Linked DNA regions of Mus musculus: regions 1, 2, 3, 5 and 6 are each linked to region 4. A link is a loop called in an ENCODE intact Hi-C map of the cell type or tissue named here. Cell type or tissue: heart. All regions are shown on one strand. Region 1 overlaps Fam114a1 (family with sequence similarity 114, member A1). Region 2 overlaps Fam114a1 (family with sequence similarity 114, member A1). Region 3 overlaps Fam114a1 (family with sequence similarity 114, member A1). Region 4 overlaps Klhl5 (kelch-like 5). Region 5 has its middle 16 kb from the start of Tmem156. Region 6 overlaps Wdr19 (WD repeat domain 19).

What was found. Peaks named below come from ENCODE experiments on the same cell type or tissue, not always from the same donor. Only the 100,000 strongest peaks of a DNase experiment are listed, where the experiment ranks them.
Region 1: it touches region 4 in a loop (1.9-fold over the local background); 3 of 42 quality-filtered maps call a loop at or near these places.
Region 2: a loop joins it to region 4, with 1.8 times the contacts of the local background. A loop is called at or near these places in 3 of 42 quality-filtered maps.
Region 3: a loop joins it to region 4, with 5 times the contacts of the local background. A loop is called at or near these places in 6 of 42 quality-filtered maps.
Region 5: a loop joins it to region 4, with 3 times the contacts of the local background. A loop is called at or near these places in 6 of 42 quality-filtered maps.
Region 6: it touches region 4 in a loop (3-fold over the local background); 3 of 42 quality-filtered maps call a loop at or near these places.

The regions. Positions count from the first base shown.
Region 1 is chr5:65,038,804-65,043,803 of GRCm38, forward strand. Fam114a1 (family with sequence similarity 114, member A1) reads left to right here. Exons shown (of 14, transcript NM_026667.3): 14 at 1,821-3,098. The coding sequence ends at 1,937. Among named protein-coding and RNA genes, the nearest start is that of Gm32374, 21 kb to the left of the region's middle. In heart, a CTCF peak has its summit at 1,880; a DNase peak (open chromatin) is centred at 558.
Region 2 is chr5:65,024,735-65,029,734 of GRCm38, forward strand. It overlaps Fam114a1 (family with sequence similarity 114, member A1), which reads left to right. Exons shown (of 14, transcript NM_026667.3): 9 at 3,676-3,767. Among named protein-coding and RNA genes, the nearest start is that of Gm32374, 7.1 kb to the left of the region's middle. In heart, no CTCF peak of the experiment used is centred here; no DNase peak of the experiment used is centred here.
Region 3 is chr5:65,001,156-65,006,155 of GRCm38, forward strand. Fam114a1 (family with sequence similarity 114, member A1) reads left to right here. Exons shown (of 14, transcript NM_026667.3): 4 at 4,643-4,756; 5 at 4,879-4,988. The region is part of intron 2 of Gm32374 (a long non-coding RNA gene); the gene reads right to left. Among named protein-coding and RNA genes, the nearest start is that of Gm32374, 16 kb to the right of the region's middle. In heart, a CTCF peak has its summit at 1,991; no DNase peak of the experiment used is centred here.
Region 4 is chr5:65,155,800-65,160,799 of GRCm38, forward strand. It overlaps Klhl5 (kelch-like 5), which reads left to right. Exons shown (of 11, transcript NM_175174.4): 6 at 256-442; 7 at 2,985-3,209. Among named protein-coding and RNA genes, the nearest start is that of Klhl5, 27 kb to the left of the region's middle. In heart, CTCF peaks have their summits at 1,248 (motif pointing right) and 2,468; DNase peaks (open chromatin) are centred at 1,232, 1,812 and 2,282; H3K27ac peaks cover 1,129 bases.
Region 5 is chr5:65,105,159-65,110,158 of GRCm38, forward strand. It overlaps a transcript of Klhl5 not described here. Among named protein-coding and RNA genes, the nearest start is that of Tmem156, 16 kb to the left of the region's middle. In heart, no CTCF peak of the experiment used is centred here; DNase peaks (open chromatin) are centred at 2,273, 2,873 and 3,143; H3K4me3 peaks cover 2,129 bases; H3K27ac peaks cover 1,761 bases.
Region 6 is chr5:65,211,542-65,216,541 of GRCm38, forward strand. It overlaps Wdr19 (WD repeat domain 19), which reads left to right. Exons shown (of 37, transcript NM_153391.2): 5 at 1,274-1,389; 6 at 4,262-4,377. Among named protein-coding and RNA genes, the nearest start is that of Wdr19, 14 kb to the left of the region's middle. In heart, a CTCF peak has its summit at 2,035 (motif pointing left); no DNase peak of the experiment used is centred here.

The sequences.
Region 1 (5,000 bases), 120 kb before region 4:
TTTCTCTTTTCTTCCTCCCAGTCAGCAAGTGTTATTGGAATTCTAAATCTTATCGTCAACAGTCTAACAGTCTTTGTGTGTGTGTGTGTGTGTGTGTGTGTGTGTGTGTGTGTGTCCATTTCTGTAGCTCAGCCAGCTGTAAAGTGTCTGGTAGAGCAGCAATGCCTAATTTCCAAGAATTCCTAATTATAAAAGGAAATGCTAAGCTTGCAGGCTATTTCCGGCCACCATTCCTCCCCCCCTCAACCCTCCCCCAGCAGACGCAGATTTTTGCTGCCAAGTTTGACACTGTGATTATTGGCTGCAATGGAGGATTATTACCCACTGGTGATTTTCATAAAAACAGGCATTTCCCTTCGTTCACGAGAACTTTTAGTAGAGCTGAGTCTAAGTTTCAGGTTAGCGAAACTGCTGCGGGATGCCTGCCCATTCAGTGACAAGCATAGAGTCCCCACGAGAGAGGACTCCCTGCCTGCCCTGCCTGCTCACTAGGACTTGGTAGCAGCAACTGCCCAGATGGAAGGCTATCCCAGCACTGCTGTGGCTCTGCAGAAGACGAACCCAGTGATGTAAGAGAGAAGCAGTCCAAGATGCATTCCTGGTCTTGGAGCGTGGGCGCTGTGTCCTGCATTTGAGCAGTGGAGGAGGACCTTGCCCATGGGGGAGCCACAGGGCCTCCCAAGCAGCTATGGGTCAAGGGCAAGGCCCAATGCCATTGCCTTCACATTTGGATGGCAAGAGTAAGCTCTGGAGAGATTACATAACCTCAGAACTGGTGGCAACGTTGCTGGGAACTGTGTCTCATTGTTAAGCAAAGCTGTCCATGGACCAAACCTAATCAAGTGGTGGCAGCGAGTATCATTGCTTAGGACACAGTCTTGCAATGGACTCAACCATAAGGGGCAGGAACTGTAGGGACAAGCCCAGTGGAACAGACACAGCTAGTAGAAACCCTGGAAGGCAGAGGCAGGAGGATGGTGAGTTCAAGGCCAACACAAACTATATAGTGAGTTTCAGTCTCACTTCTTAGTCTCCCACCCCAGATCTCTGTCATGGCTGCCAGATTAAACATGTACATTAGCACATTAATTTAACATACTTGTGCACCACAAATATGGCACCCAATAATAAGCCGCTGGCCAATACCCATTCTAGATACCCTCCCTAAACTTCACTGGCCACTTTTACAGTGATCTCTCCAGGGCACTCTATGTGGAGCTTTCTGTAAATGGTTGTGGTTTAGACCCTAGCCTCTGTCCTGTGATTTCAGGACCACAGGGTTGACCTGAGAAAGGGATAGATAATACTGGCCATGCGGGGCCATGAGTCTACACATACTCATGTCCCTTAAAAGCCCATGGAAATGATTTGTCTCAATTTGAATGAGGGCCTTTTGTTAGCTCACATAGTTGAGATCTGGGCACACTCCATCCAAAAACATGTGCTTACATTTACTGCAAGTGCAGACATTCTGAGAATTCTATGATATTGTTGTGCTTCCTTCTCCTCGGAGGAAAAGGATGTTGTTAGGGCTGGAGAGATGGCTCAGCAGTTAAGAGCACTGGCTGCTCTTCCAGAGGACCAGAGTTCAATTCCCAGCAACCATATGGTGGCTCACAACCATCTGTAACGGGATCTGATTCCTCTACTTGTGTACATTAAGGCAGAGCATATATATATATATATATATATATATATATACAAGAGAAAGAGAGAGAGAGAGGAGAGAGAGAGGAGAGAGAATAAGAATGTTGCTATATGGTGACAGCCATCGAAACTGAACTATGAAAATACCCTCAGCTCTGTTTTCCTTCTTGCAGGGCTCCAATAGCACCACATATGTGCAGGACGCCCTCCAGCTGCTGCTCCCGGTACTGCAGGTCTCCCACATCCGCACCAGCTGTTTGAAAGCTACAGCCCAGCCAGATTGCAGCTAGTTCAATAGCAGGCCACATCTCTTCACTACATACCATTTAAAGGCAACGGACTTCTATGTCACTGGCCAGACCATTTGAGGACACTACAAGCAATTTTTGCACAGTTTTGAAAATACAGAGAGTTAAAATTTCTCTTAATGTATACTGTTTTATCAATAATTATGTTTTCTTTACATTAACTTAAACTTGTACTTGTTCTATTGAAGTTTTCCTTTAATTTGCAGTTCATTCACAAATATATCTGTTTTCCTGGTCAACCAGACTATATTTAGAAATTCATAGAGAGAACCTAGATTTTTGTTCAGCTTTGAAATGTCTACCTTTCTATGCCCTATTTTTCTCAAGCATGGCTTTAAATGAGTTCTTGTACTGAACTTCATTTAATTGCATAAACATCATAAGCAAAAATACCGCTACTTATTTGGTTTTAAAAGGGACATAAATATCTTTATAAATATCACTATGTAGACCAGGCTAGCCTAAAACTCACAAAGATCTGCCTGCCTCTGCCTCCCAAGAACTAGGACTAAAGGTGTGCACACGAAACCTGCCTGCCCTGAAGAAGTGTTTTAGTTTAGAGTGTTTGGTGGCAAAATTATAAAGCTGAGAATCATTTCAACAGAAAACTAAAGGGGTTTTAGCCAGGTAGAAACCCCGACCTGCATTTCAAAAATACCCACTAACCTGATCACACACATGGTAGAGGCAAAGGGTAGAAAGTCGTAAGTTGGCCAAGTGGGGTGCTGATCCAGGGAGATGCATCAGAGACCTTGCAGGGAGCAGTGGTACTGAACCTGGGCTCTTGTGAGATGCATCTGTTCTTTCCAGGCTGAGGTTCTCTGGCATGCTTCTGTTTGAGACCATCACTGACATCCCTACCAGTAGTGTCCAAAATAGTCATGCCCAGTGGCTTATCCCAGGGCAAATGATGCCTGCAGTCTTGAAAGGGAGAAAAATCCCTCCTTTGTTCCTGTGGTAGAAGCCACTGCGTCTGTCCCCTGTGGGCCAAGTAGATATCTGAATTCTCTCAGTAGCATTTTTGTGTGACTGTGTTTTGTTTTTTCAGCTGTATGTCTCCTGAAACAACCAAATAAAAACTCAAGAACAATGTATTTGCAACCTAGAAAAATTAAATCCGTAAAGGTGTGGCATTTCTCCTTTCGTGACCTCTGGAATGCTTCTGATGTTAAGTGTGGTGGTGATTAACTGTTGATCATATCACAGTCACCTCTGTGAATTCTATAATTCTTAAGTATAGAGCAGAAGAAATAATCTAGATTTATAGTTTTCACATCAGAGGGATTTGTACATTAACCAGAAATACGAAAGAAAAACAAATACCTCCAAGGCATTAGATTCTTGGACTTAGTCTCTCGGCTGTCAGTGCTGGGGCGGTGGCTCAGCAGGCAGTGTTGAGAAAGCGTAATGACCAGAGTTAGACTCCCCAGCATGGATGTAAAGTCTGTGCGCACACCTGTAATCCCAGCAGTGGGAGGTAGAGACAGGAGGATCACCGGCTAGCCAGTGTAACCAACTGATGAGCTCCAGGTTCAGTGAGTGTTATGGTTCATATATGCTCTGCCCAGGGAATGGCTCTATTAGAAGGTGTGGCCCTGTTGGAGTAGGGGTATCATTGTGGGTGTGGACTTTAAGACCCTCCTCCTAGCTGTCAGAACTCTCAGCTCCTCCTGCACCCTGCCTGCCTGGATTCAGCCATGTTCCCACCTTGATGATAATGGACTGAACCTCTGAACCTGTAAGCCAGCCCCAACTAAATGTTGTCCTTGTAAGAGTTGCCTTGGTCATGGTGTCTGCTCACAGCACTGAAACCCTAAGACAGTGAGAGACCTGGAGTCAAAAGAAAATGACAAGAAAAACAGTAGAGGAAAAGAGCCAAGGTACACTGTGGCCAACTCACGCGCCCACACAGGCACAAGGGCCTGCAGAAATATGTGTGCACACGACACACATACCTGAAAGAGGAGATCAAAACGCAAGGCATTGTAAGTCTGTAATACCAGCACTCTGGAGGCAAGGCAGAGAGATTAGAAGTTCAAGGTCATCTTCGGCCACATAGCAAGTTCAAGGCTAGGCTGGGCTACCTGAGGTCCCATCTTTAAAACACTACCTAGATGTTTGCTGTACATCTAGTGTACAGCAATAGAATTTTAATTATAAAACAAAGTTTAAACAACATTAAAAAAATAGATTTAAAGTAAGCGATATTATTGACATTTTATTTATTTATCTTTTAATGAAAAAAAAATCCAAGGTTGCCAAGTCGAGACATGAACTGAAACGATTCTGTGACCTATGACCTGTAAATTCAACTGTTTAAGAGAGAACAGTCATTGACTACAGACCCGTTGTCAGGGATTTCTCTCAGTCCTGGCTTCCACCATCACCTTGAAATAATTGCTGCTTTGCTTTGCTTTAAAACCTGTCAAAACACATGATCCAGACCTGGGGAAACGTGAATCTATTCCTGAATGAATGATTTAGCAGGCTTACTGTGGAACTTGGCTATTCCTTCAATAATACTTTACATAAACTGGGTTTATTGCACTGTACACAATTACCCTGAACAAGCAATGCCTGATTTTTGCATCAAGTACAACATAAATTCTGGTCTAAATAATGAATATAGCCCCAAGTCTGTGCCTTGTTAATTAAAAAATATCCAAAGCCTATTTCAAATTCTAAGTAAAAAGCATTCAAAAAAACATTGCTTCGGGGCACTGACACACACAGATGCAAAGGACAAACCGAGTCCCAGACCCGGAAGGACAGGCCTAAGTTGGCATTCTCGGCCCTGAGAACAGCAATGTGTGCTTTCTCTGGGTGGCATACACGGCTGGACACAAGCTCAGGGTTAAAGGAGCATGTGACTCACTGAAGCTGGGACCAAAGGAAGCCACACACACAAACAAAGAAACGGCACACTTCAGACACAGAGCAAGGGGGACCAGGAGTGTCTCCACACTTCTGTGTCCCGGCAGAAACATCATAAGGGAGGGACAAGTTCTTTGTTGGTAGATTTCAGCCGTCGTAATGGAGATGATA
Region 2 (5,000 bases), 130 kb before region 4:
TCAGAGACATTGTTACAAATGCAAAGTTAAATACTATTACATTGTTCATCAGTGTTGTTCTTTGGAGAAGAAGCTGGGCTGTGCTGCCAAACAGAAAGTGTTGCCACGGGTGATGTGGTATGTTCTCATTTAAATATAGAGCCTCATTCAGTAAATTGAGAATGTTGGATTTCACACATACACATGCACACACACATGCATACTGAAGTGCTGAATATCATATTTTAAGAAAAAAAAATGATAAATTTGGTAACTGGAAGGGGAACGTGGTAAATTTGTCTCTCTCTTCATGACAAAACCCTATTATCTCCTGTAATAGATCCATTTCCCCCAAAGGGCATCTCCAGATGATCAAAACACTATTAATTTTCATTAACTTAATTTAATAAATAAATGTCATCCAGACACTTAATGAGGCACTGGGAGAGAGGAACAGAGGTGTTGTTAAGTCAACACCATCACAAAGGAATAGGACAGCTCCAAGAAGACGGAGGGGTTACCCAAAAAGATGCAGAAAGGAATATCATCAGTGAGATGAGAAGAAAAACAGAGAGCAAAATTACGGCAGGAACTTAAGCATTGCCCCAGGAGTTGTTTTCATATAAGTGCATTTCTACTCCTAAAATCCGCTAACAATTAAATAATTTGTTAGTTTCAGAAGGTATAATAACAAGCTGTCGTCTTCTAGATTAAATTTAATATCTGGCTCCTGCGCATTGAATGGCATTGGCTCATGGTTTGCATGTTGGCTTTTTTGCCACAATGGAGTCTCACCACACAGCCATGGCCCTCCAATGTGCTTTACCATGGCTGTGAAGAGATTTTAGAAGCCCATTTTCTGTTTTTATTGCCATGAGAAAGTTCTCTTGGCCATGTATACAGACCGAGAATAGCAGTAATAGTCTTTGTTACAGCACTGACTATCGTCTGTTTTTATATACTTTTAGCAATTTTTTCCCCTCTGAGATACATGGTAACAGTTACTGGTATATGTTTAGTAGAAATGATGCACTCTTAGAAGCTGGGGCTTCCTGAAGCATTTGTGTTCTGATTTACTGTCAATTCCCACCAAATATATGTAATATTGCGTGTTCATGTCAGTGTGGCACATAGCAATTCATACATATTGTTTCCTTATGAAACAATTCAATATTATATTTGCATCTCAGGGTGTGGCTCGGTGATACCGTGCTTGCTGAGCAGAAGTAAGTCCCTGCATTTGATCCCTAGCAACCCTCCAAAAGTACAACCTAAAATTTTACAAAGAACAGAGGGTGAGTTTTATGATCCCCAGTTGAGAGGGGGCGGAGACGAAGCTGAAGAAACCCCGTGACTGGTTTCAGGCCCCAGGGGTGGGTCTCAGCCAAGGGTTCCCGCTCTGTAGCACAGCCTCCTGCCAATGAAGGAAACTGGGCAGTTCCCGGATGTGGTCTTGCCCATGTGCTTGTCAGTAGAATCTGCTTTCCTCTCTCTCTCTCTCTCTCTCTCTCTCTCTCTCTCTCTCTCTCTCTCTCTCTCTCTCTCCCCTCTTACTCCTCTTCACCCCCTCCCTTCCAACCTCTCCTTACTTGGCTAAAGGAGTCTCATTCTCAAATCTCCTCAGGAATCGCTGTGTAGGTAGCTTTCTTCCTATGCATCCTCTGAGAACTCTATTACAGCTGCAAACTATATCACAGCACTCACCTTCCTGGCTGGAATGAGTCCCACTACCGCTCCATCCTGAGCTAAGGCAGTTGCCCCCATCTACACCCAGGGCACCCATCTTGCTCATTCTGTGCAGCCACCCTGGCCTCCTTACTGCCCCCCAGAACTTGACAGGCACATTCCCTGCTAGACTTTATTGCCACTGCCAAGCGTCTAGAACACTTCTCCCCTGATCCAGAAGCTATCCTCAGGTGGGGACTACACCCCCGCCCCCACGTCGTCTTTCCCTTCTCGGTTACTATATGAAGCAAATACGATATAGAACTGTTTGTAAAAAAAAAAAAAAAAAAAGGAAAAGTGGTGTAAGTGAATTATTATGTAGCACATTGACACGAGCACACGAAGATTTTAAATGTGTTTGGTGGGAATTGACGCTGAATGAGAACTCGGATGCTTCAGGAGGCTCCAGCTTTTCAAGGCACATCCATTCCTCATAGCTCCCTCCTAATCTTGGCCTGTTTAGGTTGCCGTAGCAAACATCGCAGCGTACCTTACAGGAACTTACTTCTCACAGTTCCGTAAGGAAGTCTGAGATCAGAGAGCTGGCAGATCTGGTGTCTGGCAAAGGTCCATCTCTGGGTCACAGTCAGCTTCTTGTAGCTGTGTCCTCCCGTGGGAGTGGAGGCCAGCCAGCTCTCTGGGGATTCTTTACACAGACACTAATCTATTCATGTGAATGCCATGCTCATGACCATGCAAGTGTTAGGTACAGTATTTTCCACGTGGCTTAGCCTTCCCCAGAGGTATTACCTGGGCTCTGGCATAAGCCCGGGTAACCTCTTCACTGAGGGTTTTGCACACATGCAATTGGGCCAGATGAATGATGCTTTATTCTCCCTCAGTGGGGCTCATAAACCCATTGTGGAATCAGTACTTTAGCACCTACCAGAAACTTTAAGATGGTCTTGTCTTGAAGTTGCAAATGAGAGAAGTGAGCAGAGAGTGCAGCTTTTAACAATCTCTGTTTCCTACCATGGATATTTTTGGTTCATTGGTTTCGTTTGGTTTGGTTTGGTTTGGTTTGGTTTGGTTTGGTTTGGTTTGGTTTGATTGTTTTGGTTTTTGGTTTTTTGAGACAGGATTTTTTTGTGTAGTCCTGGCTGTCCTGGAATTCACTATGTAGATCAAGTTGGACTTGAACTCACAGAAATCCATCTGTCTCTGCCTCCTGAAGGCTATAATTAAAGCCCTGTAATCACCACTGCCCATCCAGGGATATTTATTTTTATTTTATGATGTATAAATATACTATATAACAAATATTATATGATTATTGTATTCTATATCATATGATATCTTAATAGATTATCAATTCAAATAATATTTTCTTTAGCACCTATTATGTTCCAGGGATCATGTTAAGAATGAGTTAAACTCTTCTCTGTCCTTAGATAGCTTCCCATCTGAGAAAATAGATCTTAAAAAGTATTATAGTACCACACAGGTCTTCTAGAGAACCTTGGGAAATTTCTCCAGAGAGATGGTATTACATTAGAGCACACATGAGACTTCCACTCACCCAGCCCTGCCAGTCCCTTCCTCAGCACCACACCCTGGGCATTGTCAAAGTTGCTATAGGAAGCCTAACCAGTTTCCGAATAGCGGGTACCAGAGGCCTGACACAGGTCATACATACTCATTCTGTCAGCAATGGGCTGCTACAGCTGTGGCCCCAAGACACACAAGGTCTCTCTCCCTACCTGCCTTTGTCCCTGAGCCAGCCCAGGGTGCCCTAGTGCCAGAGGCCTGCAGCTAGGCTTCAGCAGAGCTCTCCAGGCAGCCTGCTGCCTCCCCGCTGTGCTCACCGATGGAAGACGTGACATCCATCTTCCCAGGCAGCCTCAGGGCGCACTGCCAAAGCCCCCCTTAGTCTACCCTGAGTGCTCCTGCAAAGTCAGGGGAGCTGCCACGTTCTGAAGGATGAAAAATAAATGCATCGCGCCTCTTACTGCTGTTGTGTTCTGTTTCTAGGCCTAGAAGAAAGCGGGGAAGAATTTGCCAGGATGCTTACAGAGCTCCTGTTTGAATTACACGTCGCCGCCACACCTGACAAACTCAATAAGGTCGGAACCAACCCTTTCTGTGTCTTTGGTTTTAAAGGGGGACTGGAGAAAGAGGGTCTTGGTGGTAAGATTCCTCAGATTCGCAAGAAATGGGGGGAAAACCCCGCCAACACCCCCCCCCACGACATAACAGGGGGAGAGGCGTCTGAGGTCAGTAATTGGTACCTTCGGAGGCACCCTAATGGATGCAAGGCTTCTGAGACCTCCCATTCTGTAATTTACGAGTAATTATCTAGTGACCTTGAGAAAGTCAGTTGCCCTTTCACAGGGGAATAGACTGTTCTGTCAGAGGATGATTATCTTCGGGGGGGGGGGGGGGCATCACGGGACTTTCCAGACTCTTCTCCCACCCTTGCTTTTTAAAGAGACATGCAGGTTTTAGAGCGAAGAGGGAAGCTCAGACCTTTCCGCCCACCTGGGCTGCCGCTGCCGCTCCAACACATCTTAGGAAAGTCCAGCTTTGCCATTACAGATTCCTCTAACTTCACAGTGCATTTTGCAAGTTAGAACCAGGTCTAACTGTAGGATTCCTTAAGGAGGTGCTGGTCACTAATTACCCAAGGCTATGTGATTTCTTTTCTATCTCCCTCTCGCTTTCCTCCTGACTCTTACCTGACCTAGCAGTGGTTTGCATAGCCACTCACCTGTTATAATGGGTGAAGGAAGGACAGAATGAGGTACAGAAGCGGTGAGATGAGGAATTTCTTTCTCTCTGTTAGGGGTCAGTGAGCCGACAGGTCAGCTGGGAAATTACCTCGTTCATCTCCCTACAGCACCTGCCACAGCTTGGAGTGGAGAGGGGTGGACTTCTCAGTTGCATGGGTCAGCCTTTATTCCTAAAAGAGTTCTTTTTAGGGTGGCTCTCCCCTAATCTGCTATCTCTTAAAATACCTCCCAACATTCTGACATGTTAAACATTGACATAGGCTTTAAGGTAACTCAGTGTTTTAGCATAAGATGAGTGACATCTTCTACTTAAGCAAACGTTGTAAACGATCCGATGGGCTCTAGATAAGTCTGTCCTGTCTCGGAATTCAGGAATCAATAGGCCGGGTAAGGAAGGTGGTCTCGGCAGTTTCCAATTAGCTACGATTTTGTAAGTCACGAGTTGCTTATGTGGCTCTCCTGGAGTGCCAGCCCTCTGCTCATCCTAGAGGTTGGACAGAGGGCCTGCCATGAATCTGAAGGAGCAAAGCCATTGATCTTCTTCCCATCTATACGTTATTGTTTCCT
Region 3 (5,000 bases), 150 kb before region 4:
ACCAAAATATACACCAATAAAGAACTGTTAGGGTGTGATCTACTTATTTTATTGCTGGGTATATATTCAGAAGGCTTGAGAGTAAGGTCTCAGAGAGTTATTGTATACCCATGTTCAAACTGTCATTATTCACAACACTAACATGTAGGTGCAAGCCATAGATCTGCCAATGGTATATATAACAAGCAGGGTATACAGTGAAATAATATGCAACCTTAAAAAGGAAGGGAATTCTGACACACACCACAAATGGATGAACCTTGAGTGGCGTTATGCTAAGCTAAACAAGACCAGGCACAAAAAGCAAGTACTGTGGGATTCCACTTGGATAGGGTTCTTAGAGTGACCAAAATCAGAAAGACACAGAGTAAAACAGAGGTTATCAGGGCCTGGTAGGTAGAGGGAGGAGGCGCTACTGCCTAATGGGTACAAATGAGGTCTGGAAGTGGACATTAGCGGTGTGTCTGCTCCATGAAACTGTGTAGTGGAGCACTTAAGAGGATACATTTTATGTTATACCCATTTCCCTCAAAACGTATTAGGGGAAAATTCAGCCACGTAGATCAGAGAACCAATTGATGGTTTTGTCTGTTTTGTATGTACTGTTTTTAAAAGAAGGAAATATATTTAAAAGAAAGCAATTTAGATGGGAAGAGACCTCCTCATGACGTAGCTGCAGCCCTTGCCATTGGCAAATATGTCTAACAGAAAGCAGCCTTGGGCTACCCGATCATGCTGTCTAGAGCTACAGCTATTCCTCTTTACCACTGGTCGGAGACCCAGCCTCCACAAGTATGCTATTTCATCTCTCTCTCCCAATGGGCTGGGCCTTTGGATTTGATAGGATTCACAAGAAGAGGACTTAAGAAGAATATTGAACTGGGGTGTGGTATCACCCCATACCCCATGGTCCCAACCCAACCGCATCCCCACGTCTTCCAGTACAGGGAGTGATTCCGAACATCAACCCTGACCGTGCAAGGCATGACTGGGATACAAGAGCCAGAGTAAGGCCACACTTCGAACATGGACTTCACCTTGCTGTGTGGTCAAGGTGAGGCAACTCAAGTTCAGGTTAGCATAAGTCAAAGTGTTCTAAAGAAGAGCCTGACCAAGGATCTGACCTTCAAGGTTAGAAGGCATTCTCAACTATAAAACTTCCTCAGTATGTCAAAGGGATTATACATGTTGGTTCTGGCATCAGATGGACTGGATTTAAATCCTGCTTCCCGCTTACCAACTTTGGGACCTTTGGCAGATAACGTTCTTTTGATTGACCTCAGTTTTCTCAGTTATGGAAGGGGTATTACACATCTCTTAGCACAGTGTTATTAAGAAAAGTAGACACTTTAATACAGTGTCTGGGATGTCCTAAAGGTATAGAGGAGAGATTTTGGAAGGTCGATATTATAATTCTCATGGCAGAAAAAGCACAGAAGCAGAGACACGCGGACAAATTAGGTAACTAAGTTAACATCACACAGCTAAGAAATTGTGGGACCAATGTCCTTGGCGGATTTCAGTCTAGATTGCTTTCATTTAGCGTGTAAGCACAGGTAATTAAAAAGCCAGATGGCCATGGAATGTTTTTAGAGGACACTGTCCTGCAACATTCTTGGGACATTCTTGCCCTCTTGTCTTGATTTGGGTTTGCTGGGTTTTTTTTTGTTTGTTTGTTTGTTTGTTTGTGTTTTTTTTTGTTTTGTTTTGTTTTGTTTTGTTTTCTGGTTTGGCTTTCCAGCACTCACCTACTGCAGCCTGAAAACCAGACCCAGTCCCAGCCTCAGAGCCTTGGGATTCCGGAGCCTTCCATGTTTTAGAATATTTAGGGTTTGTGGTGGTGTGAAGTTATTTCACAAACGACACCAAGTAGTGTCACACACATTTGTTGTCTTTTTCTTGTTAGTAGAAACCTCTGGAAATGGAGTCATTAGTCAAAAATAAAAGTCCCAGTGGCTCTGTTATGATTTCCTTATCTGGGCACTAGATGTCACACTAAGTCAAGCTTTGGAAGTGGCTCAGCTAAGTAGGGTGTGGCAGTCTCTACCTATTTAAAAAAAAATCACAATATTTAGGTAAATATAACGCTTAAATTTGAATTTCTAGGAAAATTCAGAAAGTACTTTCTTTTACTTACAAAAAAACTTAGAATTGTTAATCAGAGAACAGATAGCACCATGGTGAAATGCCGGCTTAAACACATCTTAGCTGCATGCACATGAAAACTGTCTTCCATTCCGAAAACAAAGGGGTAGTTCTGGAGACAGTTTATGCACACTTGTCTGTGGTCATGTGGGAGGCTTGTTCTTTTTTTCCCTTTGCTGTTTTGTTTGAGACGGTATCTCATGTAGCCCAGGCAAGCCTTGGACTTGTTAGGTAGCTGAGGCTAGTCTCTTACCTTCCTCTGCTTTCCAAGTGCTGGGACTACAGACTGGCCAAGATGAGAAGCAGCTCTCCCAACAGAGAAACAGACAAGACTAACCTACTGTGGAGGAAGTCAAAGAGGGGGATGTAAGGCCCCGGAAGATTAAAGAGCTAATAATGAGTGTGAGCGCCGCTGAGCCCCAGAGCTGAGCAAGCTGTGCCTCCAGAGATCACTTATTCCCTGACTTTGGCTCTCAGAAATCTATAGCTGTGAATTATGCGTGGAGAATTCTGCAGTCTCCTTTTGGAAAGTCTGTGTGGATGTTGTTGTTGTTGTTTTTAAACTACCTTGAAGAATATGAAGCCAACGACTTAAGTGTTTGCTGAAATTTCGATGAGATTCCATTGAAATGTTTGGAATTCTTTGGAGGCTAGAAAGAATTAATTCGAGTCAGATTGAAAGCTTATAATTAAGTCTTCGGCTTAGCAGTTTGTTTTTTTTTTTTTTTCCGAGTAACTCAGTAATGAGTTTGAGCTGTGTTTAATTATCTGCATGAGTGTAGGCACATATTTCTATTGTAATTAAAGCTGTAAATCATGTTTCCTAAGTTTTCAGGGTTTGTAGGTAATATATGATGACAAATAGCTTTCGTTGGAAGAAGCCAGTAAATACCATTGCCTGTGTTGCTTTGATAAATCAGGTTAGAACTGAGAAATCGGCCTTCTGTGTGTATGTGGGGGTGCATGTGTGAGTATGTGCAGAGGCCAAAGGCTAACCTCGAAAGTCAAAGGGTATTCCTCAGGATTGTGTCTGCCTTGCCTTTTGAAACAGCATGGCTCACTTGGCCTGAAATTTACTGATTCAGTTACAACGGCTGGATGTCAAGCCCCAGGGATGTATCTGTCTCTATGTCCCCAGCTCTGAGGCTACAAACTCATGCCACCACACCTAGATTTCCACAGGGTTCTATGCATTGATATCAGATCCAAAATACTACTCTTTTGAGTATGTATGAGTCTCATCTGTGTCTTCCTCTAACTCAAGAGATGGATGAACAGTCATTTGAACAGTGTTTTGTAATTCTGACTGGTTCTAGTTGACTCTGGTGTCTTCCTTTGACTTGGTTACCACTGCCTCGTGTTTGAACAACCCAGGGTCCCAGGATGCGTGCTTCCTTTCTCCTTACATGCCACGGCAGGTAGCAGGCACCCAGATGGAGGGGGCACAGGCTGTTTTTCCTTCTAGAACTCCAGTAGCCATGAGGACCGCAGTGGTCTACCAGTGCTTTGATCCCTTCCTCCTGTCTAAGAAAGGCTTACCCCATCTTAGTGCAGGGTGTCAAGCTGTCTGTGGATGAAATAGAAGACTCTTTTCTATCAAGTCAAGGGTTGGTTTTTACCCAATGAGTGGGAAGGTCTGCTCTGTACTCCTTACCGAATCCCAACTGTGCCAGTGTCTTGGAAATAAAGACTGTCCCTTCTTGGAAATACAGGTGCTATTAGTCTGATGGAGTCCGTGACCTTCAGCCTACTTTGGACTGCTACTCCTTCCCAATTTCCCCACTGAGTGACCCTTTGATTTAGAGCTGTCAGCTCAAGACCTTTCATGGTGTACGTTTGAGGAACTGTAGTGTTATTTTTTTATTTGTTTGTTTGGAGGGCTTTGTTTTGTTTAGAGACACGATCTTGCTAAGTAGCCCACACTGACCTAGAATCTTATGCAGACTAGGCTAGACTCAAACTTGCCATCCTCCTGCCTCAGCCCCCTGAGTGTTAGGATTATATGCCACCATACATATAATCCTAGGAACATATTATACATAGGTTTATACATAGGAACGTATTGAAGGTCATCTGACTTCAATCCAGCCCATGTTAACTGAGCACCTGCCATGTGCTAGGACTTCAAAAAGCCAACAGCGACCACAAGAGAACGATTGATCAGCCATATGACACTTTAGAAAACAGGATGAAGACATGCCTTTCAAAGACGCTGACTTGAGTTTGGAGTTTCCCTGTTAAAAACAGCCACCATGGCAGAAGCCAAAAGGGGTCTGGGAACATAGTGAGGAAACTGAGTCACAAAAGAGAGTGGCTTTAAGGCCACTCAGCCTGACCATGCTGAGTTCATCTTTGGATCCTACCACAGGGAATCTGAACACATTGCTGCCATTCAGGGTAGAACCCCGCAGTCCAGATGGTCTTGTGAGATTAGTCTAGGGTCACAGACTGTGCAGATTGTAATGTCTCTGTGAACTATATATTTATGTCCTTGCAGGTCATGGATTAACAGCAGTCAAAGAAAAGGCAGGGGCAACCCTACGAATCCACAGTGCCAATTCTGCATCTCCCGAAGGGGCCCCAACTGATGCTGAAAACGGAATCTCTGGAAGTGAGTGGCGTGCTCGCCTGGTGTTTTGTTACACCCGTGTGCATGACTACACAGTGGGGAAAAGCCCAAGTTCAGATCAGCAAAATGCATTCTAACCAGGGTGTTATTTCTTGCCATGACAGATGTGACTCCAGATCAGGACCCTGCCAGAGGCCCCCACACTCCTCCTCCACCAGGGGCGGCAGGGTCGAGAGGCATGCTGTCAGCCCTCACCAATGTGGTTCAAAACACGGTGAGTCCCTAG
Region 4 (5,000 bases):
GCAGGGGCACTCATGAGCCCATGGTGGTGATTGCTGCCTGCAATTTCACTGTGTGAGATACTGAAGCAGGAGAATCAGGGGGCCATGGCTAGCCTGCTGTACATCATGGATTCTGGACCAACCAGGGCCACATAGTAAGACCCTGTCTCAAAAATGAAGTAAAATCCTAGAAATAAACAGACCAGCAAAATGCAGTAGTGAACTAAAAAGTATATTTACATGTCTTCATTGTCTGTATACCCTGCTCTCTTCTAGTTCCTGGCAGACATGGAAAACAATGCACTTTTCCGGGATGACATTGAATGTCAGAAACTCATCATGGAAGCAATGAAGTACCATTTATTACCTGAGAGACGACCCATGTTGCAGAGTCCTCGGACAAAGCCTCGCAAGTCAACTGTTGGAACGTTATTTGCAGTTGGAGGGATGGATTCAACAAAGGGTATTGGGAGATCGTTGATCTAAAGGAACAGAGGGTAACCAGTAACACTACCAAGAGGCCCGGTGGAGAAGTGACTGGTTGAGGGACAAGGACAGGAAAAGATGAGACCAGAAAGCACCTTAGTGGCAGAAAATATTCAAGGCATGGTAAGAGGCAGATCAAAAGGTAGAGAAGACATCTTGTTGGGAGTTTCCATTGAGTTTAAGTAACTTGAGCATCATAGTAAGTAATTACTGTAAAAGAAGCTAACGTCAAATCAGAGTCTCCGTGAGTTCACAGAGACACAGATGGAAAGGAAAGCTGTTTCTTTCATGGTGCCAACTGATAGAGACAGATGAGATTAGGAAGAGGTAACTAGCTACTTTAGGCTAGGGATCTAGCTCAGTAAGAACACTTCACTCCACATAGATGACTTTTAAAAAGAATCGTTTTCTCTGAGGAAGATCTGCTGAAATATTTAGGGCCACGGGGTCATCATTTCTGTGATTTTTACTCTTAAACAATTAAGAAAAGATTCATGAATACATACATACATATATAGAAATGAAAGCTAAACACAAATATTTGAGTTACAAACTTGGATTCTGTGAACAGTTGTTCCTAGAGGTTGAAGACCATGCATGGTGCTATTGGCTGTCAGTTGTTATGGGGCCTTTCTGTACACCTGACCTCTGCCCATCCTCCTGCAGTGGTGCCTGCAACCCTGACAGAAGTCACACAGTCTCAGCTCATCCTGGTTCTGCTCTCAGCCCTGTTCCAGCCCCGTCTAATGTGCACCATAGGCATGCAGTGCCTGTGGGAGCCAGAAGAGGGCAGTAGATCCTGCACCCTCCCTATGCTCCCAGTCATTCTGTGGGTGCTAGGAATTGAAGCTAGGCGCTCTTAACCACTGTGCTGTCTCTCCACACACACCCACAAACTTATAGATGCATATTTGTATTACTAGTTTAGATTCTTAAATTTTGGCTTTCCAGTTTATAACAGAAGTCTACAAAAAACAAAAAAAAAAAACAAAAAAAGCTTGAAAATTCATCAATGGAAAAAGATTTTTGTTTGATGGAAGGCGATTTTTTATTTTATTTTATGGACACTTTAAAGTCATGGTTGGAGTGAAGAATCAAACAAATCCATACAATCTTGATACTTTACACACATGTATATAATCTGAATGAATAAAATATCATTATTGCCATATATTACAAAGAAAGGCTATGCAAAGTAAAAAGTATTTTTAAACCAGCTAGTGTTTAGAAGGGATTGATTCTGTGTAGTTCTGGGAGAATACAAGATGGAACGGGAGTTGGTGTCAGTCTCAAAAGCCTTAGCCTGTGTAGGGTAAGTAAACACAGCGCCGGGTGTGGAGCCAGCCGGACGGTCTGGTTTTAGGTTCAACAGTAGTAGCTCTGATGCTGATTTTACAAGCCTGAGGAGTAAGTGTCCACTGCGACTGCAGTCCTTTATAATGCTAGAACAGGCTGGTAAATTATCAGCTTAGAAAAAGACTCGATCTCTACGGAAGTGCGAGTTAGATTTTTTTTTAAGTGAGATACTTTCTTTCACTTTTTCCTAAATCTCTGCTGTTGCTGTTCCACATCTTGAAAGAGAGCAAAAGAGCTCTGGAATTTTCCATGGTAAACCCCATGGGTAGTAACTCCCTTCACTTCCGGCAGAATGGTTCCCAGGCGACCTTTGTCCTTCCTCCTTGCCGTGCCCCCTCCCTTGCGTGGTGTCAGCCCCACTCCGCCCGTTTTGTTGTTACTGTTCTTTCTTCCAGAACCTCACATAATAATTGTCTCCCTTATCTCCTGGGTCAGCGGTTTCCTTCCCCTAGACCTTTCCATTGACTTCTATAAACAACCCAACAATCCGATCCCAAAAGGGAGACAGCCTCCCTCAGCTTGTCCAAGAACCCTGTCTGCACTGTGGCCAGCCTTCTCAGAATGATCCCCTGTGGCTCCCTCCCTGCACTTCCGCCAATTGCTGAGCGTCTTCCTGGCCTCTTTGAACAAAGAACGTCCCCTGCTGGATGTTTTAATGCTGGGCCTGGAGTATGCCAGGGAGAATGATGGGAGAAAAGGTCATGGCACAGGCGAGGGCCGTACTGCAGGGGCTTCATAAGATAGCATAAAAGTATTGCTGTCGATGCTCGAAGAAACCTTTATACTTTGGGGCTAGGGAGATGACTCCACTGTTAAAGTGCTTCTCCATGCAAGCAAGAGGACCTGAGTTCAAATCCCCAGAAACCATATACACAGCTGGCACACTTGTGTGATCCCAGGGCTGGGGAGGCAGACAGGTGGATTGCTGGAGCCCCTCGCCAGCCAGCCTAGCCAGAACAGTGAGTTCTGGTTCAGGGAGACCCCTCTGGAAAAACAAAGTGGAGAGCGACAAAGGAATACACCAGACACCAACCTCTGCCCACCATATGCACGCGCGCGCGCACACACACAACACACACACACACAAGATAAATTCTACTTCTGTGTCTGTAACATAGCCGGGGTGGATCTTGTAGTCTCCTAACTTCTGTGTTATTGTTCAGGAGCAACAAGCATTGAGAAGTATGACCTCCGTACAAATATGTGGACTCCTGTGGCAAACATGAATGGGAGGAGGCTCCAATTCGGCGTCGCAGTCTTAGATGACAAACTGTACGTGGTCGGAGGGCGAGACGGACTGAAGACTCTGAACACCGTAGAGTGCTACAACCCCAAAACAAAAACCTGGAGTGTGATGCCACCTATGTCCACACACAGGCACGGGCTCGGTAAGTGCGTCTGCTCGCCTGCTTGGAAGCCATGTATCAGGATGCCACACGTTGTTCCCTTCTGTACCAGGCGGGAGGCCTGTGTGTGGGCTCAGTCAGCATCAGTTCCCAAGCATCCCTCATCCCTGAGGGGCAGAAACCAGAACACGAGCACTTACATAAATGGAGCTCATACACGGGAAAGCATGCCGCTGTGACAAGCCATGCTCTTACCTTTATGCTCCGTGTTAGCAGTTGAATTTAGATAGCCTAGTTAAAGGCTCATTAAAACTAGCACTTTAACTTCTATATTATATGAAAAACAATTATGGTAATGTGTGTGTGTGTGTGTGTGTGTGTGTGTGAGAGAGAGAGAGAGAGAGAGAGAGAGAGAGAGAGAGAGAGAGAGACAGGCATTTCTTTTCATTCTCTGTTTTATGTATGTGGGTGTTTACCTGAATGTATTATGGACACCATTGGTATGCAGTGCAGGCTGTTAGAAACCCAGTAACCAGAGTTACAAATGGATGTTAGCTGCCATGTGCTTTTATAGGTAAATTGTATAATCTGAACTTAGAAGATGAACTAATTAAGAAGTTTTCATCTCTTCACGTATGGGAATTACATGGGCGCCTCATTTAGGAGTGGTTTTCCCTGCTGAGCTGTATTTTCAGGTCTGCCATTCAAGAGGTTGGACTAAATGAGCCCTTCATCTAGGCCCTTGATGAATGATAAGTTATCTATATAAAATTAGGTATATTCTGTAAAACTTGTAATATGTACAAACTTAAATCTGTGTAAATATATTTTGCGTGTGTGTGTGTGTGTGTGTGTGTGTGTGTGTTCAATAGCCAGTACTGTTGGCACAGTGTATAACAAGTGAATAATATGCTATTTTGGGTCACATATGAGTGGTGGCTATTTTATCCAACTTGGCCAAGATTGATGGGTTTGAATTACAGAGGTCTTTTTGCCACAATCATGTCAGACCTCTTCTTAAGATCCTCTGCTTGGGGACTGGAGAGATGGCTCAGTGGTTAAGAACGCTGACTGCTCTTCCAGAGGTCCTGAGTTCAAATCCCAGCAACCACATGGTGGCTCACAGCCATCTGTAATGGGATCTGATGCCTTCTTCTGGTGTGTCTGAAATAAATAAATCTTTTTTTTTAAATCCTCTACTTAAGCAGATGTGGTGACACACAGCTGTAGTTCCAGCACTTGGAAGCAGAGGAAGGAGGGTTATAAGGTTGAGAGCAGCCTAGTTTACATAGGGAGAACCTGTCTCAAAACAAACAAACAAACAAACAAAAACCCCAAGAAATCCTTGACTGACTCCACCCCACTCAGAATAAAATCTAAAGTCCTGATGAGGGATACGGTGAGAGAATGTTATTTCTGACTCCCTTGTCTTCTGGCCCCTCCCTGTCAGTTACCTGCTCAGCCACATAGGCAACATGGGTTCCCCAGCAGGCCATTGCTGGGCCTCCTCTTCCTCTGTGCGTGGTCGATAATGGCACTCATGCTTCTACTGAGGTGTCATTCAGGTCCCTGGCTCTCTCTGCCCTTGCTTCCGTTGCTCTATTGTTTAAGCTGGCACACACCTGATGTCCTGTAAAACAAACAGTATTGATCCACGCAAGCGTGGCCCTTATCTGATGTTCTATGGAGTGCCTACTAAATAGAATCTTATCGTAAACTAAGATGTTTGCTCACTCTGTTCCTTGATGATGATACCCATAAATACAAGGCTGTGGTACCCAACTTAGCTGCAGTAAAACCCAGGATTCCAGAGTCCTACAGGAAAAGAATGGA
Region 5 (5,000 bases), 51 kb before region 4:
CCATCTCATAACCACTGCACTTCAGTTTTGCAGTTTTAACTCCATATTGTTCTTCAGGGTTACTATGAGAAAAACTAGAAAAGTATGACAACCAAGTCAGATACTACAATATTTGTTTTTTTTGAGACAGGGTTTCTCTGTATAGCCCTGGCTGTGCTGGAACTCACTCTGTAGACCAGGCTAGCCTGGAACTCAGAAATCCACCTGCCTCTGCCTCCCCAATGCTGGGATTAAAGGCATGCGCCACCACGCCTGGCCCAGATACTACAATCTTATTACCTAGGCAGGTCATAAGTCTCCGATAGTTATAAAAAGGGATATAAGCTATTTCTCCAGTGTGGACTCATTCTTCTACTAAAAACATAGTTGTTACGCACCTTCTCTGTGATGAACATGGTAAACAACAGACAGAGAGATGTAGCAGCGTTCTAAATAAGCAACGTTCTAGCTCACAGGACTTACATTCAAATGAGCTTAGGGAACCAGAGATGGAAGGCACTGAGTGCTTAGTGCTGAAAAGTGAGGTACTGAACAAGGACTGAAGACATCCATAGGTGACAAGGAAGAAGGAGCCAGCCAGCTGTGTGAAGGGCTAACAGCATGCCACATAAGGGACCCTTGGTGTGTGGACACACAGAGAATGTGTTGGGGACAGCTAAAAGAGCAAGTGAGAGTAGCCCAGCCAGGCTAGTGTTAGTGATCATGACTGCAAAGGATGTGTGGATGGCTTTTGCTGGAGTGATGGAACTAATAATTAGAAAATCAGAATCAAGCCGGGCGTGGTGGCGCACGCCTTTAATCCCAGCACTTGGGAGGCAGAGGCAGGCAGATTTCTGAGTTCGAGCCCAGCCTGGTCTACAAAGTGAGTTCCAGGACAGCCAGGGCTATGTAGAGAAACCCTGTCTCGGAAAACCAAAAAAAAAAAAAAAAAAAAAAAGAAAAAATGAAAATCAGAATCAGCTAGAAAGTCTAGTGAGAAAGACTCCAGCATAGAACAAGTAGCACGGGAGAAGAAGTGGGATGTGAGGGTGCCTGTCCTAAATTGGGGTCCGCTTTCTTTGTTGTATCCGATTCACTGTTAAAGTACACAAACACTGAGGCTGAAAACAAGAATCAACCCTCAGAGTAGTTCCAAATTCCACAAACGCAGGCTGTGGGTTTATATACATTGCGTTCTATAATTAAAGACAATGGGGTTTCGTGTGTAGGTGTCACTGCATGTGGAGTGCCTGTTCCACTGCCCCTGATAAAAGCTATCTTGTGCTTTGCGATCCTAGACAGCGCCATAGGTTTGTATGTATCTTGATGTATCTATCTCCCGATTGTAACAGCCTTAAGTGATTCTATCTCTTTCTCTTGGAATTGTCCGTGCTTCAGAGTGTTGCATTGTTGCTTTTTCCGAAACATTTCCTCAGTTCACAAACATCCTTAAACAGATCTCCCAACTAAGCCAAGCTTAACCACAATTAGGTTATATTATTCCACTATTAGTCTTTAGGACAACTACTTCCCACTGGGTTTTTATTATGAAGACATATTGAAGACCTCCTTGGTGGGCAAATGATATTTTGGGGCAATAGCCACAGTTCACCACCACGGAAGAGGGACAGCCATGTAAAAATCGCAAGCACCAAGTGTACACACAAACACACACACACACACACACACACTGAATACATGAATTACTTTAAGAACCAAGTTCAGCTAGGCCCCTCACCCACATATGACTGACTCACGGAAGAAAGCACTGGAGACCCTCCTTCCTTCCTTCTACCTAGGGGTCATAGATGTTTCTTACTATCGATGAGGTAACAAAGTGTCACAGTTTGGTGCTTGACCCACAGGTATTGGATAGATGACTGGTTTTCTCAGCAGTGAGTATAGAGCAGTTACATGTTGTATACAGGAGTAAATTATATCCCAGCATGGTAAAACAACCACAGGGTCTGCACACCATAACTTCTACGGCACAAACCCACTACTCAGCACACTTATCAGACTTCTGCAAGAAGAAAGGTTTCAGGCGCTGGCCAAGGTTGACTTTTGCTGATTTCCCCCGTAAGCTGAGACATAGAAGCCATCTCCCTCTGGTCGCCTTCCGGTCCTGCAGAGGGAACTCTCCCTCACTTCCCATCCCCAAGAATTCCCCTGCTCCCAGTTTCTAGGGGTTGGCCCATTCTGAGCTCCATAGAGTACGCTCTGCCTGCCCCCCGCCCCCTCGCCGGAGCCCCGCCCAGTATGAGGATGTCCCCGGTGCCCCGGCTCTCCCAGCCGGGACCTGTCCCCTTCTGGAGAACGGAATTCTCGGTCTTTGGACCCAGCTGCGAGGGGGCGGAGCTTAGCACCCTGGGCGGAGCGGGCGGGACTCGGTGGTGGGCGGGGTCTGCTGTCGTGGGGCGGGGCGGCCGCGCCGGGACTAACCGGCGAGCGTGTGCCCGACCCCCACTCACTCCCGCGCGCGTGCCCGCCCGCCCCCTCAGGGGCTGCGGGACAAGTTTGACTCCTGGCCTGGCGTCGCCTGACGGAGAGGAGTGGCTCGGCCCGGGAGGGCCGCTGCGCGGGGCGACGCTGTGGGGAAGGGGCTGGGGGCGCGCGCGGGGCCGAGCATCCCTCCGCTGGGCGCGCCCACCCGCGCCCCGCGCAGCCTCCCCGCCCGCCGCCCCGCGCCACGGTGACCCCGGGCCTCCCTCCTGACCCCCCGCGGTAAGTGCGACTTCCTCCTCGGCGCGGTGGGCTAAGGCCAGCTCCCAACATACATGCGACCCTTCCGGGTCCGAGGACTCGCTGGCCAGGGTGACTTGCCCACCTTAGGAGCCGGCCCGGGCTGGGGGCTTTTGAGCTGCAACCGGGACTCGAACCCGGTTTCCCCCTCACCCCCACCCCCTTCCCCGGAACGCGGCCCTGCCGCCCTGGAGTTGCCCAAAGTTCTCCACGCGGCACTGAGATGGCCCGGCGGGTGGAGCGAGTGCTGCTCTCCAGAATTGTTCCCAAGAATAAAACATACACGCTGGAAACTATTTCGGATCCCCTACAACATACACACCTTGTTAACGTTTTTAAGTAATGGCCTTAACCTCAAAAATAGAGAATATGATTGTAGTTTCCTGGGTTTGGTTTTGACTGGTCACAACTTTGGCATTTAGACAGTTGCTTCAGTGCGTGTTCCGCAATTAGAAGCTGCTGGGGGAACTTGGCTGTCAGAGACTCTACATGGTTGCCATTATGACTATCTCATCTGAGTTTTGAGACTTTTACTAAAAGGGATATACAGAGTGTATCCCCACTCCCCTTCCACCGTCATGAGAGGTCAATTTCTTCTGCATGGCTCAGGAATTATGCGCTGGCAGATGCCCTCCAACTTTGTTTTGAAAATGGAACTGCTATACTATGTATCTGCCAGTTTTACCGATGCACAATAAATGTTAATTCTCCTTTCTGTTAGGAAGGAGTGTAATAAATCTTCCTGTTAATAAACAGTTTAATAAGGCTTTTTATTATTAATTAGATCGCTGTTGGGGCGGGGGGACGGGACTCACAACTTTTTTTTTCCTCTTACTTTCAGCATTTACAGGTTTAACTACCTGTAATGAATGTTTATGTTCCATATGGGGATTTATGTAAAACACTTTTAGGTAAAGGCGAAGACACTAATATTTTTGTGACAAGGACAGAGAAGTAGATACAAAGTTGTAGGAAAAAGAAGACGAACATAGATACTCACAGAGAGTATGTATATCCAGATATTTGAAGCAGTTTTGGGTCGATGTGTACAATATAGTTAAACAAACTAGATGAGAATATTGAGATTGAGGAGAAAGCCAGGCTGGGAGGGAATAGACAATGCTTGCCCTCGGGTCCTGTGCTACACGTGAGGCTTGGTTTGGGTTTTGAACGTCCTTAGAGCCAGGAAAGAAACACAGTAAGCTACCACATGTTTATGATTCCACAGTTTAAAAAGTCAGTTCTTCTGCATAAGCAAGGCATTTTCTAGTAATGAGGCCTGACAGAAACAGCTTTTTATGGGCCCTGAGAAAAGGAAGAGAGATGGTGACATTAAGCTGACATTTTTAAAAGATTCCCAACAGAAAATCATAAATTTTTTCGGGCTCGCACACGCGTGCACAAGCGTGTATGCACACAGACACCCACCCACCCAAAAAGTGTTCTTAACACAGGGCATGTTGAAATTAGAAGTATATGTTCTGTGAATTCCTGGTTGTGATGATCTGAACTAGTATTTCCCAAGCTGTGCTCGGTGGCGAGGGACTTACTTGTCTGCTCTACACAAGGTTCTCTTTGTCCCAGCTCCAAGACAAGGGGAGATGGGAAAAGATTCTGAGCTCAGATGAACTCGAGATATCTGGATTTAGATAGATGCTTTATTTTTCCCCAGAGTTTCTTGAAAGTTTTTTTTTTTTTTTAACCATACTGCTGTAAAATTGATTGATGGAAGAATACATGTTGTGACCGATTCCAAATGTAATAAAGCAGTCCTTTATGGATATTTTCTTACAGCTTGAGAACCGATAAGAACTGGAGAGCAAAGTGTTTGAAGTTAGTGAATTTGGTAAGGGCCAAAATGAAGCTAATCCAGAAGTCAGGGTTTTAACACTGTATACATCAAAGGAAGAGGCTATACACATACTCCGTTAGATGTTCAGCAAGTTGCCTCTTGGACCACATGACCTATAGGCCTTTCCATTCATGCTTCAGAATGTTTACTCTTTGAGAACTAGAATTAGGTTTAGGCAAGTAAAAATCCTTGAATTACTAGTGAATATAAATATGTGATTTGCATGCTATCTTATCACAAACATTATTTGTACTATTAGTTTCCTGTATAACCCTACATTCTGTAGCTATCAAAGATCTCAGAAAACATGCCACAAGTAGAAAGAGCAAAAGAGCTAGATGTGGTGGTCCAGGCCTTTCATCCTAGCATTCTGGAGACAGAGGTATCCAGATTTCTATAAGTTCAAGACCAGCCTGGCCTAAATAGC
Region 6 (5,000 bases), 56 kb after region 4:
AATGTGGGTGCCCTTGCATTTGGGACATTGACATTTAGAATTGAAACATCATCTTTGTTGATTTTTCCTTTGATGAATATGAAGTGTTCTTCCCCATCTCTTTTGACTAATTTTGGCTGTAGTAAAAGGGCTACTTCAGCTTGCTTCTTGGGTCTGTTTGCTTGGAAAATCTTTTTCCACCACTTTGAGATAATAAATATCTTTCTTGCTGAGGTGTTTCTTATATGGAACAAAATAATGAATCTTGTTTTCATACCCACACTGTTAACCTGTGTCTTTTTATTGAGGAATTGAGTCCATTGATGTTGAGAGATATTAATGACCAATATTTTTAATTCCTGTTATTTTAATGTTAGTGGTTGTGGAGGAGGAGGGGAAGGAAGGAAGAGGAGGAAGAGGAGGAAGAGGAGGAGGAGGAGGAGGAGGAAGAGGAGGAGGAGGAGAAACCACACAGGGCAAACCAACCTCACATTGCGAAGAACATGTTTTTCCATAGAGGCATATAAACAAATAACAATAGCCAGCAGTAATGAATAATCTGAAGTAAACTCTCCACTGCACCTAGAAGGAGTGTGCAAACACATTCCAAAACCAGTTCTCCGTTTTGAAGAAACTGAGGTCTCAAGACTGTCACCTTATAAATTTGAAGTTCTATAACAAAGTCTACATTCATTATTATTGTTGTTGTTGTTGTTATTTTGAGTCTACCTGCTGCCAAGATGATATTCTGCCTCCAGTTTTTCTTTTAATTAATTAATTTATTTATATTATATGTAAATTTCCCCTTCTATGCATGGTCTTGCCAGCATGTATGACTGTAAACCACATGTATTCCTGTACCTTCAGAGGCCAGAAGTGGGTATTAGCTCTCCAGCAACTGGTGTTACCATGGGGGCAGTGCTGGTAATCAAACATGGGTCCAGATAGTGTTCTTAGCTTCTGGGCCATCTCTCTGACACCTCCAAAATTCTTTTTAGCATGTAGCCTTCATCTAAAAACCATAAGCTGTGCGAGTTTTTGGTTTATTTTTTGTTTTGTTTTGTTTTTTTCTTGAGACAGAGTCTTACTGTGTAGCCATGGCTGGCCTCGGACTCCCAGAGACCTGCCTGCCTCTGCCTCCCGAGTGCTGATATTACAGCTAAAAGCTCATGAGCTATAATGTCGCACTTCAGCTTCTAAGCAGAAGTTAAAGTTATACATGAAGTATTTCTTAGAGGATTCTTAAGGGGTTTATGTTGTGAACTGTTCTGTAACATATCTCTTAATGTTACAGGGATCAAATGTCTTTCCTTCTTTGGTCAAAAATTGGAAGTTTCCTGGCTGTTGGGACCATTAAAGGAAATTTGCTCATTTATAATCATCAGACATCTCGAAAGATTCCTGTTCTTGGTAGGTTCTACCTGGAAACACTGCTACACGTTGGCAATGCTGTTCTGAGAGTTGGTTCCATTGTCTGGGATTTCCCTGAGATGGCACAGAAAAATGTTTCCCTGGTCCATCTTAGATACCTGTCCAAGAGGATCCCTCTCCTGCTTGCTAAGATTTCCTGAGTTAAGGTCAGCCTGTGTCTTTGGCCATCAGGACATTAATGGTACCCATTTCCCCTCTCACACCCAGGTTGTATCTCTAGACATAGAATAGCTCATATGTGTATCAACACCTGTTGACCCCACATGTTAGTTAATTTTAGTCAGTGTGGCTGTATTCTACCATATACTAATTTTAATCCACATAGTGAGTTAACCAAAGTGTTCAGTGCCTGCTTACATGGGGAATATCCATCTTGAGTGCAGACTTTGGAATGTGAGTAGTTTGCCCGTGTGACCTTGCATGGAGTGCTCTGATTCCTTCCCCCTCTGTTCACTTGGCCTTGGCCCCTTGAATACCCAGGAAGATTGACCCTCTTCACTGTAGCATCATTCTGATGAGCGGTAGAGTGAGCAGGGCTAACTGCACGCAGGCGGCCAGAAAAGCATCCCCTCCACTAAGGGAGTCAGCAAACGCTGGAGATAGCGACACCTACAGGACACTTGAGGAAGTGCTTCCCATTAAGAGCATAGCGTCATTTTAAATTATTTTCACATGTCTCTCTTTAGTATTAATTTTAATTTTTAGTGATGAGAGATAAATAGAAGCATCATTAATCTATTAGACCAAACTAAAATTTTCTCCCAGTTAAAAAATCAGCCTTTTCCACACAAATTGTATGACCCCTGTAGGCATTCTGATTCCCACTTTATCTCTGAAAATGTCTTCCAGTACATTTATAAGCCCCAGAGATTTGGACACTGGATGTGTATGGAAATAGTATGTCAGAGCATGATCATTCTCATATCAGGCTGTCATATGAACACAATGTTGTGTGTAATCTGTATTTAATATGAATATGATTCTGCCACATTTTTTTTTTCAAGACAAGGTTTCTCTCTTTGCCCTGGCTGTCCTAAAACTCTCTGTAGACCAGGCTAGCCTCGAACTCAGAGAGATTTGCCTGTCCCTGCCTCCCTAATGCTGGGATTAAAGGTGTGTGCCACCATAGTCCAGCACCATATTTTTACTTAATAATCATATGAAAACATACCTGAAAAGACTAGAATTAATTGCCATGTCAGGACCATTAGATGAGTATATTGTTGCCTCTCTCATGCTTGTTTGGGATTCGTGGCTCAGCTCTGTTTCCTTTTGACTGTTTAAAAAAGATTTGTCTTTATTATTTTAAACTATGTTTAGGTTTTGCTACACATGAGTGCAGATGCTGTAATGGCCAGAGGCGTTGAATCCACTGGAGCTGAGATTACAGATGGTTTTAAACCACCTGCTCTGGGTGCTGGGAACTGAGGTTGGGTCCTCTGGGGAAAGAGCAAATGCTCGTAACCCCTGGGCTCTCTCTCCAGCTCCTCTTCTTAACCTTTCTTAAGATCAGGTCATCCCACCTTGGGGTGCTCGATCCACCAGCACTGGATAGTAACCAAATATGCATTTCATGCTGTACTGATCTGTGCCTTTGAGCTCAACAAGATACTGGCATTTCTTGCTATGCAGTGTTCTGATATGTACACATGTTAGTTATGACAGTTTAATTAAATAATGCCAGTCTCCCATTTCGGTTACCAAAGTGACCAGAGAACTCTAGCTCATGTTAACTGTTCTTACTGATGCTATGCTGAGCCTGAGTTTTGAGCAGTGTGACAGTGTATCGGAAAGAAAGGAAGGTTTCTTCTCCCTCTCCTTGGTAAAGAGAAGAATTTATGGGCCAGTGAGATGGCTCAGCAGGTAAAGGCACTTGCTGCCAAACCTTACAACATGAATGCAATCCCTGAAACCCACATGGTGAAGGAGAGAATCAATTCCCAAAGGTTGTCCTTTGACCTCTGCATGTGCGCTGTGGAACACACATGCACACATGCATGTGCCATGTATGTGCACATGCACACACACACATAAGCAAATAAATAAATAAATATAATTTTCAAGAAGAAAGGCATTTGTCTTCAGCACCTTTCAGCCTCTCTTCACGTAATCCTTCCCTTTCCTGGTTTCACTGCATCACCTGAGTCCTTTAATCCAAGAGAAACACAGTCTGCCCACAGGCTCTTCTCTAAACGCTCCCTTCACCTTTGTGCTTTAGGGGTTGCTTCCTTTAAGATATTACAAGCTGCCGGGCGTGGTGGCGCACTCGGGAGGCAGAGGCAGGGAGATTTCTGAGTTCGAGGCCAGCCTGTTCTACAGACTGAGTTCCAGGCTATACAGAGGGACCCTGTATATTACAAGCTTGGTTCTGTGATGAATCAACAAAATTTGTAGAGGAATACATTGTTCCCTGATAAGACCTGTTTATATTATCCAGACAAAAAGTTGTTATATAGGGCTGGTGAGATGGCTCAGTGGGTAAGAGCACCCGACTGCTCTTCCGAAGGTCCAGAGTTCAAATCCCAGCAACCACATGGTGGCTCACAACCATCTGTAACAAGATCTGACGCCCTCTTCTGGAGTGTCTGAAGACAGCTATAGTGTACTTACATATAATAAATAAAAATAAATCTTTAAAAAAAAAAAAAGTTGTTATATACCGTTATTTTACTTTCTAGCTTAGTGATGATGGATTTGATATAAATTTGCATAGACACTAAGGGCTTTCGTGGGAGTAGAATCTCTTGTCTGTTCAGTCCCATGGCACATAAGATTAGCATAACTAATTTTTTATTTATCTGTTTTGAGAAGTCCACATGTCAGCAAAAATTGCCTTTTTTTTTTTCTTCAGGAAAACATACTAAGAAAATCACATGTGGATGTTGGAATTCAGAGAATCTCCTTGCTTTGGGAGGTGAAGATAAAATGATTACAGTTAGTAACCAGGAAGGCGACACAATAAGACAGGTAACACGCCACCATCTCTCTATGTGAGATGTTCATTTTTCCTTGTGGTAAACAGTTTTATGTCAGATTAATGTATAAAAGTTTATTTAAGTCACTGTGGAATATGCTTATAATTCCATATTTTTAAAGATGCTGATTTATTTTACTTTTGGTGTATGAGTGTTTGCCTGCAGTTATGTGTGTATACCGTGTGCATGCTTGGTGACCACTGAAGTCAGAAGAGGGTGTCGTCAGGTTTCCTGGAATTGGAGTTACAGATGTTTACTAGCCATCTGTGGGCACTGGGAACTGACCCTGGGTCCTCTGCAAGAGCAACAAGTGCTTCTAACTACTACGCCAGCTCTCCAGCCCCCAGTTTTATGTTTTAAGGATCAGAAACCTTTGTCTGTTCCCATGCATCCATACACACACACAGCACCCAGATACAAGTGGGCACACAAACTTTCACACTTGCATACGCACACACACACTCACACACACACACACACACACAAATCCTTTTTTACTAGGATTTTTTTCTTTAAGATTAATAAGTTAGCTATTAAAGGAAATATATTTTCCCCTTTGATATCAAATGGATTATCAGCTCTGTGGTTTCAGACAGTATGTTTGTGAAGTTTTAT